Regions from separate parts of the Homo sapiens genome. Here region 2 is linked to region 1. The links are chromatin contacts, found by Hi-C or POLR2A ChIA-PET in ENCODE. All regions are on one chromosome and are shown on one strand. Each heading gives the region's core, a stretch centred on a gene start or an enhancer-like site at or near the end of the contact. The rest is flanking DNA. Distances are from core to core; before and after follow the strand shown. Region 1 overlaps ROR1 (receptor tyrosine kinase like orphan receptor 1). Region 2 overlaps ROR1 (receptor tyrosine kinase like orphan receptor 1).

Region 1 (5,356 bases), core at 165-2,664:
AAAGGCTGTTGTGATGATTAAATGAGCAATTGGAACTGCACCTGCCATATATAGTATGTACTCTGTAAATGTTACCTCATGCTATTATTATGCTTTCTTAAGCACACAAAATATTTGCAAACAACATAAGAATAAAATGGTAAAGAAACTGACTTCAGCTGTAATAACTAAGGTCCTCCAATGTGCCAGGTATGATGCTCCATACTTTATATACATTATCTCTTTAATCATCATAACAACTCTCAGGGAGAGATTTTCTCACTCTCCCCCTCCGCATTTTACAGATATGGAAACGGAAGTCCGGAAGACTCAGTGTGATCATCTGAATTGCTCTTTAAGACTTTTTTATTCTTTACTACTTTCCCAAGTTGCCAAAGCCTGGCAGCTAGCAGCAAGTCCTCTGCCCTGGATCTGATTGGTCTTGAGAATGGGGAGGACTGTCTAGTGTTTCAGCTGTGCCTATGCTGCTGAGAGATGGGCAATAGGGGAAGCGGGACCCCTCTAGAAGTGATGGCTGAGAAACTTCAGGCTGGACTTTCCACACCTTTTCAGGGTTCTGGAGTGAGTCAGTGTTACTCAGCCCACTTAGGGCTATTCTTGAAGCTGCTTTGAACCAGATTTTAAGGTTTTAGAAACATTCGGTAAGGCAGGAGTGTGGCTGGTACCCTGCAATCCCTCCAGAATGGTCTGGTTTCTAACTGGGTTGATTTAGGATGACATCACATCAGTTCACAGCATTAAAACTGCCTTTAGCGCCTCATTGTCCAAAAGGACAATGTCCTCATTCTTTAATATTGCGGTTGAGTGGAGTAAGTTTTGACTTCAGAACCTAACAGGCACAGATCTGAATCTTGGCTCTGTCATCAATGAGCTGAATGATTTTGAGATAAGGTAAATTTCTCAGAGCCACAGTTTCCTTATCTACTAAATAATGCTTCCTTGCCAGATCAAATAAGATGCAAAGGGACGCAAAGTACCCCACACCTGGTGTGGCTTACAGTGAGTACTTACTAAATGTTACTTCCCTTCCTTTCTCTTAGCAAGGCACACATAACCCTTTCTAAACACACCTCGACCTGTTTATTAACATACTGTACTTTTTTTCTATGTGCCTGATAGTTCATGAAGACCAAGTTGAAACATGCCTTTCCTAGTTTTGCCACAGAAATGAGATAATCTATGTGGAATTACCTAGCTTATTGCCTGGGACAAAATGGGCTCTAAATAAGGAAGAATGAGAAGGTGGCTGAATGGTAGGAGCTAGGAATGTTGGTAATATTTTCTCCTGAAGCGTACCCAGACTTCTCTGGGAAACTTGAATTTAAGAAAGCTTATAAGGGAGACTGTGCAGTGGAAGGGGTCTGGTCAAGGAGAAACAGAGCACTGGTGCCTGTATACTGCCCTCCCCCAATAAAATATTTGTCTCCTCTACCCCACAAGCCAGACCACAGCCATTCACATTTAAAGCTTGTGGTTTGTCCATCCTTGGGAGGGTGCCACGTGGAATAGGATTATATTAAGTGCATAGTGATGGCTTTGTGGCTCAGGCAGGGAAATGTCCCTGGCTAATTGCACATTAGATACTAGTCCTGTAAATGTTATTAGGCTGTGCAAGCTAGCTGCTACTATTAACTTTATGTTGACCTTCTTTGTACCAAACACAAGCTCTCAAAAGAGTTCTTTGCAGAGTGCCATTTAAGGGCTCGTGCAGCCTTTAGAAGTTGATTTGGGGATGCCTGGGAATGCAGTCTCCTGGAATTGCATTTAGGATCCTGACTCAATATGTATTTTCATTCTGGTGTTTCTTTTGGTCCTATTCCATGCGTTGGATAGCTGAACATGGACAGATATACAATATGAAGTCTCTTTGGTTTCCATAGTAACACATTATTTATCTGGCATTGTCAGCTCATTAACTGTTCCACCCAAGTGAATTTTCCAACTAATCGAAGCATTTCTCATTAAATGCCAAACAGTTTGTTGTTTAATGGAAATCTTTCCTAATGGATTACCCACGCACCTCTGTCTTCCGAAGGAGGGCTGTCTTTTCACAATACTGCTTGGACTTCATTGTGAGTTTTTGGATGGTGCTGTCATATATATTACTACATACCCAGGGTGTGTTGAACTCTGGACTAATTGCTCTAAGCTGTTAAATTTTTTGAGTCCCTGGGTCTCCGCACTTTCTCCTGAGTAGTTCCCAGTTTATCTGCCTCCATCTCCTTTCCTGATCTCAATTTGTTGTGTCTAGTCAACTCCAGACTAGGAAATCTGATAACGAAGCTTGTGAAAAGTACGTATAAACAGCTTCTGAGTGAAAACCTCTTGAGCTTTTCTAAGGAGTAAGAGCTTCAATGCAACAAACTGGGCTGATTCTCCACAACAGAAAGCATTCTGCCTCAGACATTGTTTTGTCAGATATTTGTTTACCTATCCTGCCAAATTTGAGTTTCAGGAACCTAATCCAAATGTTAATTCGAATTTCCAAATCACCACCGATTGCCCATCCCTAATCAAAAAATTCTAAATGCTCCAAAACCTAAAACATTTGAGCACCAACATGATGCCACAGGTGGAAAATTCCACACCTGACCTCATGTGATGGGTTGGAGTCAAAACTTTGTTTCATACACAAAATTATTAAAAATATAGGGGCCAGGCATGGTGGTTCACACATGTATGTAATCCCAGCACTTTGGGAGGCTGAGGCAGGAGAATCACTTGAGTCCAGGAGTTTGAGACCACTCTGGGCAACACAGAAAGACCCTGTCTCTTTAAAAAATAATAATTATTATTATTTTATATATATATAAAGTAAGATTACCTTTATACTATGTGTATAATGTGTGTATAAAAAATAAATTTTGTGTTTAGATTTAGGTCCCATCCCTAAGATATCTCATTGTTTGTATGCAAATATTCTAAAATCTGAAAAAATCCAAAATCTAAAACACTTCTAATTGCAAGATTTTTGGATAAGGGATACTCAACCTGGACTATCCAAGTGCTGGCTTTAAGTGGGATGTTACAAGGCCTTCAGAAAGGTCTGTTCAATCATTTCTTGTTCACTGCCAGGCACTGAGCAAAGCACTGGCCACCTAGATAGACATAGTCCTTGCTTTTGGGATACTGAAAGTCTAGATGGAAAAAAACTTAGAAATATGCAGATAAACTTGAAAAATGGTATAGAGGGGTGCATGACTAGGTTCTGCATAGCACAGAGAAGGGAATGATGTCTGCTTAGAAGAATCAAAGACCATAAGCAAGAGGAGATAATTTGCCCTCCCTCTACCTCCCTTTTAAAAATTCATTTATGTCTTTCTGTATTTCTCTTGTTCCTATAGTCAATAAACACTTATTCAATACAAACTATATTCCTTTCACTGAGATTGCAGTAGCATATAAAGCAGATATAATTCCTGTTCTCATTTTGACATAAAGGATGAATAGAAAGAAAGGGAAGAGGAATGAAAATGGGCATCCCAAGAAAGAGAATCACGGATCGAAAGGGCAGGTGTGTTTGGAATGGTGAGCTGTCATTTAGCATGGCTGGAATTATGGGAAAGGAGGTTGTAAAGCATGCTCTGCTGAGGACTTCAAACTTTATTATATGTGCAGGAGATGCCCAGCAAAGGTTCTAACCCAGGAGTTCTTAGAAAAGTGTCACCAGGCTGGGCGTGGTGGCTCACGCCTGTAATCCCAACACTTTGGGAGGTGGAGGTGAGAGGATCCCTTGAGCCCAGGAATTCAAGATCAGTCTAGTCAACATGGTGGAGACTCTCTCTACACAGAAAATTTTTTTTTAATTAGCCAGACTTGGTGGTGTGTACCTGTGGTCCCAATTACTCTGAAGGCTAAGGCAGGAGGATCACTTGAGCCCAGGAGGTCATGGCGGCAACAAGCCATATTTGACTCACTCCAGCCTGGGTGACAGAGTGAGACCCTGTCTCAAAAAAAAAAAAGAAAAAAGGAAAGAAAAGAAGTGTGACCATATGATGGGGGATTGTGGCATGGGAGGTGGGCAGCAGCAGAGAACCAAACCCACAACATCTAATAAATGACATGTAATTTTCAACTTCAACTTTAGGTCTTAAATTTTGGGTTTTTTGCCTCAATTACCCAGAATCCATCAATAGCTTTTCTGTTGTTTCTGCCTCTGCTCTTTTCCCTTGAATGCTGTCACACAGATCCAAGCAATTAGAGCCTACAGAAACAAGTAGAGGCTGCCTGACCCCAGGAATGGGCTAATAGATGACTCAGCCATAGTTTTGCTGCAGAATTATGTCAGTGGAATTTATTAATGCCTGAATTATATTCCATGTTGTACTGGTTCTTAACCCACATCATGAGGATTAAATGAGATAATGCATGTGAAATCTTCATGCCTGACCCATAAGCACTAAATAAACAGCAATTGTCTTTAACCCGTGCTTATTCCACTCTGTCACACTGCCTGCCAACTTAACGCACTTGGTCTTTTTTCAAGGTATATGGGCTGTCAGCTTATCTTCACTGTACTGTTAGCTCCTCAATTGTGGGATCTGGGAATGTTAATCTTTGTATCATAGTGACTTTTAAGTTAGATTATTTAAACATGTCATTCTAATCATAATGCAGAGACACATGCATGCTTTCAGAGAGCAGCAGAAATTCAGTTTTAATTTATCATTGCATTGAAGCTGGAAGAAAACCTGAGGGTATTGTTCTCAGAAGTTTTAACGAGAACAACATTCTCTTTGCATTATCAATGTTCCTCAGTCGCCACTTGGCTGGAGCAACTACCTCTGGCTTCAGTTAGCTATTTACATTCCTCTATTTTTATATAAATTGTGCTATATTAGCATATATTTCACACTGTGACCTAGTGTTTCCCAGATCCTTTAAGCCAGGCTATTTGTACATTAGTCAACGTCAATGGAAGTAAAATAGCAAATTGAGTACAGACTGTAGCCCTGCTGCATTGCCCACTCTGTCATGCTGAAATGGATTCCTTATTCTAAGAAGATTTGCTGTGAAATACAGTCTATTTACATTAAGAAGACCTCTGTATATTTAAGGCATAATTGTTTCAGGGCCTTCATTAATTCTTGAACTGCAAGACCTAGATTTTCTTTTCTTGTATCTTTTCTATAACAATGGAAGTCAGGAGTTTCCAAAAAAAATAACAAATTGTTCCTCATTAAAATGGAACTGAAAATGGTTTTCTGGAAATGTGCTTTACAAACAATGAGAGAATCTGATTGTAAATCAACTCCAGGACCCAGCTGTCTCAGGGTCCAGGCTGGGAAGCTCCAGGATAAAAGGTAGTCTGTATTTTTATGGAAAAATAAAACAATTTTTTACTTCCGTAATTGAT
Region 2 (5,283 bases), core at 1,257-3,756, 150 kb after region 1:
GGTAGGTTGGAATAGGAGGTAACTTTTCAGACCACCTCCAATTATAATCTGTTCTTAAAGTTTCTATGTCTCTGATCTTCTGTCTACATTGGAATAATTCTGCATCTTTTACTTGGATCCTTAATTTTATAATGTAGCCCCATTTTTATTAAAAGCCAGGGCTAATTTTACCTTGAGAGATCTGTTTGCCCCTCCCAAGGGAGAAGAACGCTGCCTCTGAAGTGGGAAGCTTCACACTCAGCTCGAGGTTACTAGAGCCATTATGTGGCCATGCTTTTAACCAGATCTGCTAATAGGTGGCCCGATTCACAAGTTTTAAAAAGGGATGTTTTCCATTTATTCATGGCCATGATGGTCTTTTGGGAAAGCATTAGTAAGTTGTGTTTGCTTGGGTAAAGAGAAATTGCTATCCATATGACAGAAAATAACTCCCACTTTAATAAACTGCTCACTGAGCAAACCTATGGACCGTCCATCTCTTTGAGCTGTGTGATGACTTTCCTTCAAGGGTTTTAGGGGCAGCCATCTTGATGTGATTTCCTCTCCATGGCTCAAAACAGGGTGTATGAAAGGGGCTGGGGGGATAAATTCAGAGGTCAGAGGTGTTGGGCTATTTATTTCACTGCTCTCTGTCCCTATGAGGCTGCCATGCTGTGGGATTGCCAAGTCACTGTCCCCGGCATTCCATTTGAAGAGCCATGAGAATCAGAACAAAAGAACCTGCTGATACTGAGTAAACTGCTCATGCTTATATCAGTTTAGTCTGCTTGGAAGTGACTTACAAAGCTACCCCCACGACCTCCCCCACCTTGAGGCCTGAATTTGCAACCATTGGCCCTCTCCCAAGGTCCCTCTACCTTGGCCCTTGTGTAAATGATATTTTTTTTTTAATTAAGGTGGAATTCACATAACATAGAGTTCACCATTTTATTTTATTATTTATTTTGTTATCGTTATGTTTTAAAGAGATGGTCTTGCTCTGTCACCCAGGCTGGAGTGCAGTGATGTGATCATGGCTAACTACAGCCTCAAACTCCTGGACTCAAGCAATCCTCCTGCCTCAGCCCCCTGAATAGATAGGACTACATGTGTGTGCCACCATGCCCTGCTAATTTTTTCATTTTTAATTTTGTAGACACAGAGTCTCACTATGTTGTCCGGGCTGGTCTTGAACTCCAGGCCTCAAGCAATCCTCCCAACCTTGATCTCCTAAAGTGCGGGGATTATAGGCATGAGCCACTGCACCCAGCCAGAATTAACCATATTAAAATGAATAAGTCAATAGTAGTTAGTATATTCATAATGTTGTATAACCGCCACATCTGTCTACTTCCAAAACATTTTCATCATCCCAAAATAAAATTCCTTGCCCGCTAAGCAGTTACTTCTTATTCCTCCCTGTCCCCAGCCCCTAGCAACCACCGATCTGCTTTTCTCTAAAGACTTACCTATTTTAAATATTTCATATAAATGGGATCATACAATATGTGCCCTTTTTGTTCAGCTTATTTCACTTAGCATGTTTTTGAGGCTCTCCCACATCGTAACCTGTTTCAGTACCTCATTCATTTTTCATGGCTGAATAATATAGTCTATTGTATGTATCTACCACCTTTTGTCTATCCATTCATCTGTTGATGAACACCTGAGTTGTTCCCACCTTTGGACTATTGTGAATAGTGCTGCTCTGCACATTTGTGTACAAGTGTGTGTTTGAGTACCTGTTTTCAATTCTTTGGTTTAAGTGAGATTTTACAGTCAGGAAAGTCCCTCTGCATCCATTCTCTTCTCATTAAGAAGAGGTAGGAGACCCGGCGTGGTGGCTCACACCTGTAATCCTAGCACTTTGGGAAGCCAAGGCAGGTGGATCATCTGAGGTCAGGAGTTCAAGACCAGCCTGGCCAACATGGTGAAACCCTGTCTCTACTAAAAATACAAAAATTAGCCAGGCATGGTAGCACACGCCTCTAATCCCAGCTACTCAGGAGGCTGAGGAAGGAGAATCGCTTGAACCCAGGAGGTGGAGGTTTCAGTGAGCTGAGATCGCGCCACTGCACTCCAGCCTGCGCAATGGGAGCGAGACTCCATCTCAAAAAAAAAAAAAAAAAAAAAAAAGAGAGAGAGATAGGCATTTTAACTGAAATTATCCCCAAAAAGAATATTTTAGGACCAAATTTGTCAGTACCGATCGGTTCAGCTATGTCTGCCCATGCCCTGTATATTCTGATGAGGAAGAAAATCGCTTCCAATTAGAGGATACTCCTGGTATGGAGAAGGGTCCACTTTGGTGGGCTACCCTGGGATAGTCTCCTCATCTCTTCTAGTTCTATTGGCCTGTCAGTGGTAAGGTGGGCGCTAAACAGATAAAATAGTATATGAAACTGGAAATCTGTGGAATGGTTTGATGAAAGTACTGGGAATGGGTGGGGTTAGTGAGTGACTAACTTTCCAGGGAAGGTAGGGGCATTTGGGTCTGAAAGATGAGAACATTCACAAGGAGAACGAGGGGGTGGAGGGCATGCCAGCCCTAAGGATGAGCATGGGTCAAGCCATGTCCGCATCGAAGTGCATCCTGTGGTTTGAGACTAGCAAGATCATCCACATGACTAATACCATCAGGCTTGTAGGCTTGTCTGGCAGGGAAGGAAGCTGGAAAAACTGGCAAGAACTAGATTATGAAGTCTCTGCAGAACAGCATTTCCTTTCCTTGCTCTGCAGTGGTTCCTAGATGGGCACTCCTTTTGCTGCCGCACTGTTCCACGATCCCTCTTAGCACTCTTCAAATATCCTTCATAAGCTCCTTGCCCTGGAGAAGGAGGAGACCCTGGAGGTGGATTACAGACCACATTTGCGTTTCCCAATCCCATGGCAGAGAATATGGCAGGTTGTAGAGGCTGGCAACATGGTAACTCAATTACCTTTATGAGAAACATGAGCTCCCATCACAAAGCACCCCTGCACCTTGACATCATGGTGAGGCAGCGGCGCACGCTGGTGCCAGCCACTGTGATGAATGGCCAAATTCCATTTGCCCTTTCACAATGCACTTTTCTTCTCCATTGAATGCAGCCTTGGGCACGCTCACTGCAAGTGCCCTTGCACTTTTGCTACCTTGCCACTTGCTTCATGTTTTTAATTTGCTGAGCATGGAGTAAGGCAGGAAGACATCAATGATGAAAGAAGTGTGAGCTGGAAAAAAGCATAAAGCTGATTAATGCTGGAGGAGCATTTGTTCCCCTCCAGCCAAAGCCAGTGGGGAAAAATGGAAAAGAAAGAAATGTGTTTTTGACTTTATGTTTAAAAGAAAACCTTTTACCACCCAGAATGCACCAAAGCTTCTCCACAGCAGAAAGCCCCTCTAAGCAGTGCAAAAACTCCATTGCCAAGCCACTTGGAAAGAAGTTATAGAGTGTGGTTAGAAACACTATTTAGAGCAAATCTAGCTCTTCTACTTGCTGCGTAACTTTGGATAAGTTCTCTATGCTTTCTGAGTCTCACTTTTCTCATCTGTAGAACAGGAATAATTACATCTTTACCTTTTTTTATAAGATTGTTGTTGGGATAAAATGACTTAGTATCTGTTTTGTAAGTATATAAAACTTAGCAGTATCTGATACAGAATCAAGACTCGTTATAAGGTCTCTTTCTCGAGTAGGCTGATTTAACTAAGAGTAGTATTGAAACGCAGAACATAGTTACAGATCTAACAACATGGGATAGTGGCCTCATCTTGAGTTTCAGTTTAAATCCTAGCTCCACCACAGACTGACTTTGTGAATTTGAGCAAGTTACTTAACTTCTCTGAATTTGAGTTTCTCTCTCGTAAAATAAGGATAATAGCTCATCAGGGGCTGCTTTGAAGAAAGCACCTAACACAGTACCCAGCCCAGAGCAGCAGACACTTAATACATGTTTGGTTTTTTTCAGTGTTGTGGTTCTCAACCACATTCAAATCACCTGATAGGTTTCTTTAAGCATAGATACCTAAGCCTCATCCCCAGAGACTATGATTTAATAGGTCTAAGGTGGGGCCTGGGCATTCGTATTTCCTAAAGCTTCTCAAGGAGATTCTTTCATTCTTTTTTTTTTTTTTTTTTGAGATGGAGTCTCACTCTGTCACCCAGGCTGGAGTGAAGTGGCATGATCTTGGCTCACTGCAACCTCCACCTCCTGGGTTCAAGTGATTCTCCTACCTCAGCCCCCTGACTAGCTGGGATTACAGGCACCTGCCACCACACCCAACTAATTTTTGTATTTTTAGTAGAGATGGGGTTTCACCATGTTGACTAGGCTGGTCTTGAACTCCTGACCTCAGATGATCCACCCGTCTCGGCCTCCCAGTGTGCTGCCAAGGCGATTCTCATAAGGAGCCAAGACAGAACCACTCCCCAGCAGATAACAGTACATACTGGTTTTGGGGTTTTTTTGTGTTCTTTTTTAAAAAATCTGTCTCCCAGGAGACTGAACAGGATAGTAGGAATTCTGGGAATAGTCAAAAATTTAATACACCTGCAGTTCTAAGCCTTTGATAAGAAATGTGCAGCCAAGGAATTGCATTCCATTTTATTCTGAAAAAAAGTATTCAAAGAGTCTTTTTAAGAGTCTTGAACTGGAAAGGTGGTAAGAAGTTTAGCCTAAGCCTCACACATAAAATATGGGAACTCCCAGTAGGTTGGGGATTTATATCTGGGGGTAATTCCAGGGTTTTGTCCTCCCAAGAGATATAAATTGAAGCCTTGAGAGTTTAATGTGGGGGAGAAAGAAGTGTTCTCATAATGACACCTTAAAAATCCAGGGCTCTGCTAATGCCTAGGGATAGAAAAGCATCATCTGTAATAGCAGGGGGGTGGCATGGGGGTGTATTCTGGTCTCTGTACTTAGGTTTCCAAGATCCAAGTGTGGGTCATCAAGAACCTTCTTTCTCCCCATAGGTTTATGGTATTAGTTACCCAATAAAAGTTGGGTTAATTTTACAACCCAAGTAAAATTTAAGCCAAAAAGGCTTCAGCATTACTCTAGGATTTATGAAAGTAAACATGTGGAGTGCTTGCAGGATTGTGCAACAGTAAAATTTCAATGTCTTTATGTCAGGTATATGATATATTCATTTGTATGTGTATTTAAAGGTTAAGTTTTTAAGAGCTTTGCAACACAAACTATTTTCAGTACTAAACTGAAGATACTTCCCCCACTTTCACCTTTAAAATGATTCTTTTAATGAATGGGAGTAGAGAGAAGCAGAAAATTAGTGTCCTATCAGGTGATTTTTCCACTTGGTTTGCT

Evidence for each region. Hi-C counts contacts between places; a loop is a spot of excess contacts on that map. ChIA-PET counts read pairs that join two places held with the same protein, here RNA polymerase II (POLR2A). Pooled maps may share reads with other maps.
Region 2: a map of mammary epithelial cell shows a loop between it and region 1 (7-fold over the local background). The contact joins two enhancer-like sites. A Hi-C loop is called at or near these places in 1 of 168 maps with a recorded cell type or tissue (mammary epithelial cell) and 1 of 50 pooled maps. POLR2A ChIA-PET finds 5 or more read pairs at or near these places in 1 of 52 experiments (MCF 10A).

The regions. Positions count from the first base shown.
Region 1 is chr1:63,982,942-63,988,297 of GRCh38, forward strand. The region is part of intron 1 of ROR1 (receptor tyrosine kinase like orphan receptor 1); the gene reads left to right. Among named protein-coding and RNA genes, the nearest start is that of ROR1-AS1, 130 kb to the right of the region's middle. Within about 2 kb of position 1,415, at least 2 of the 41 ENCODE cell types and tissues checked have a DNase peak (open chromatin) inside an H3K27ac peak, as active enhancers do; they include mammary epithelial cell, where a contact is called at or near this core.
Region 2 is chr1:64,130,670-64,135,952 of GRCh38, forward strand. All of the region lies in intron 4 of ROR1 (receptor tyrosine kinase like orphan receptor 1), which reads left to right. Among named protein-coding and RNA genes, the nearest start is that of ROR1-AS1, 21 kb to the left of the region's middle. Within about 2 kb of position 2,507, at least 2 of the 41 ENCODE cell types and tissues checked have a DNase peak (open chromatin) inside an H3K27ac peak, as active enhancers do; they include mammary epithelial cell, where a contact is called at or near this core.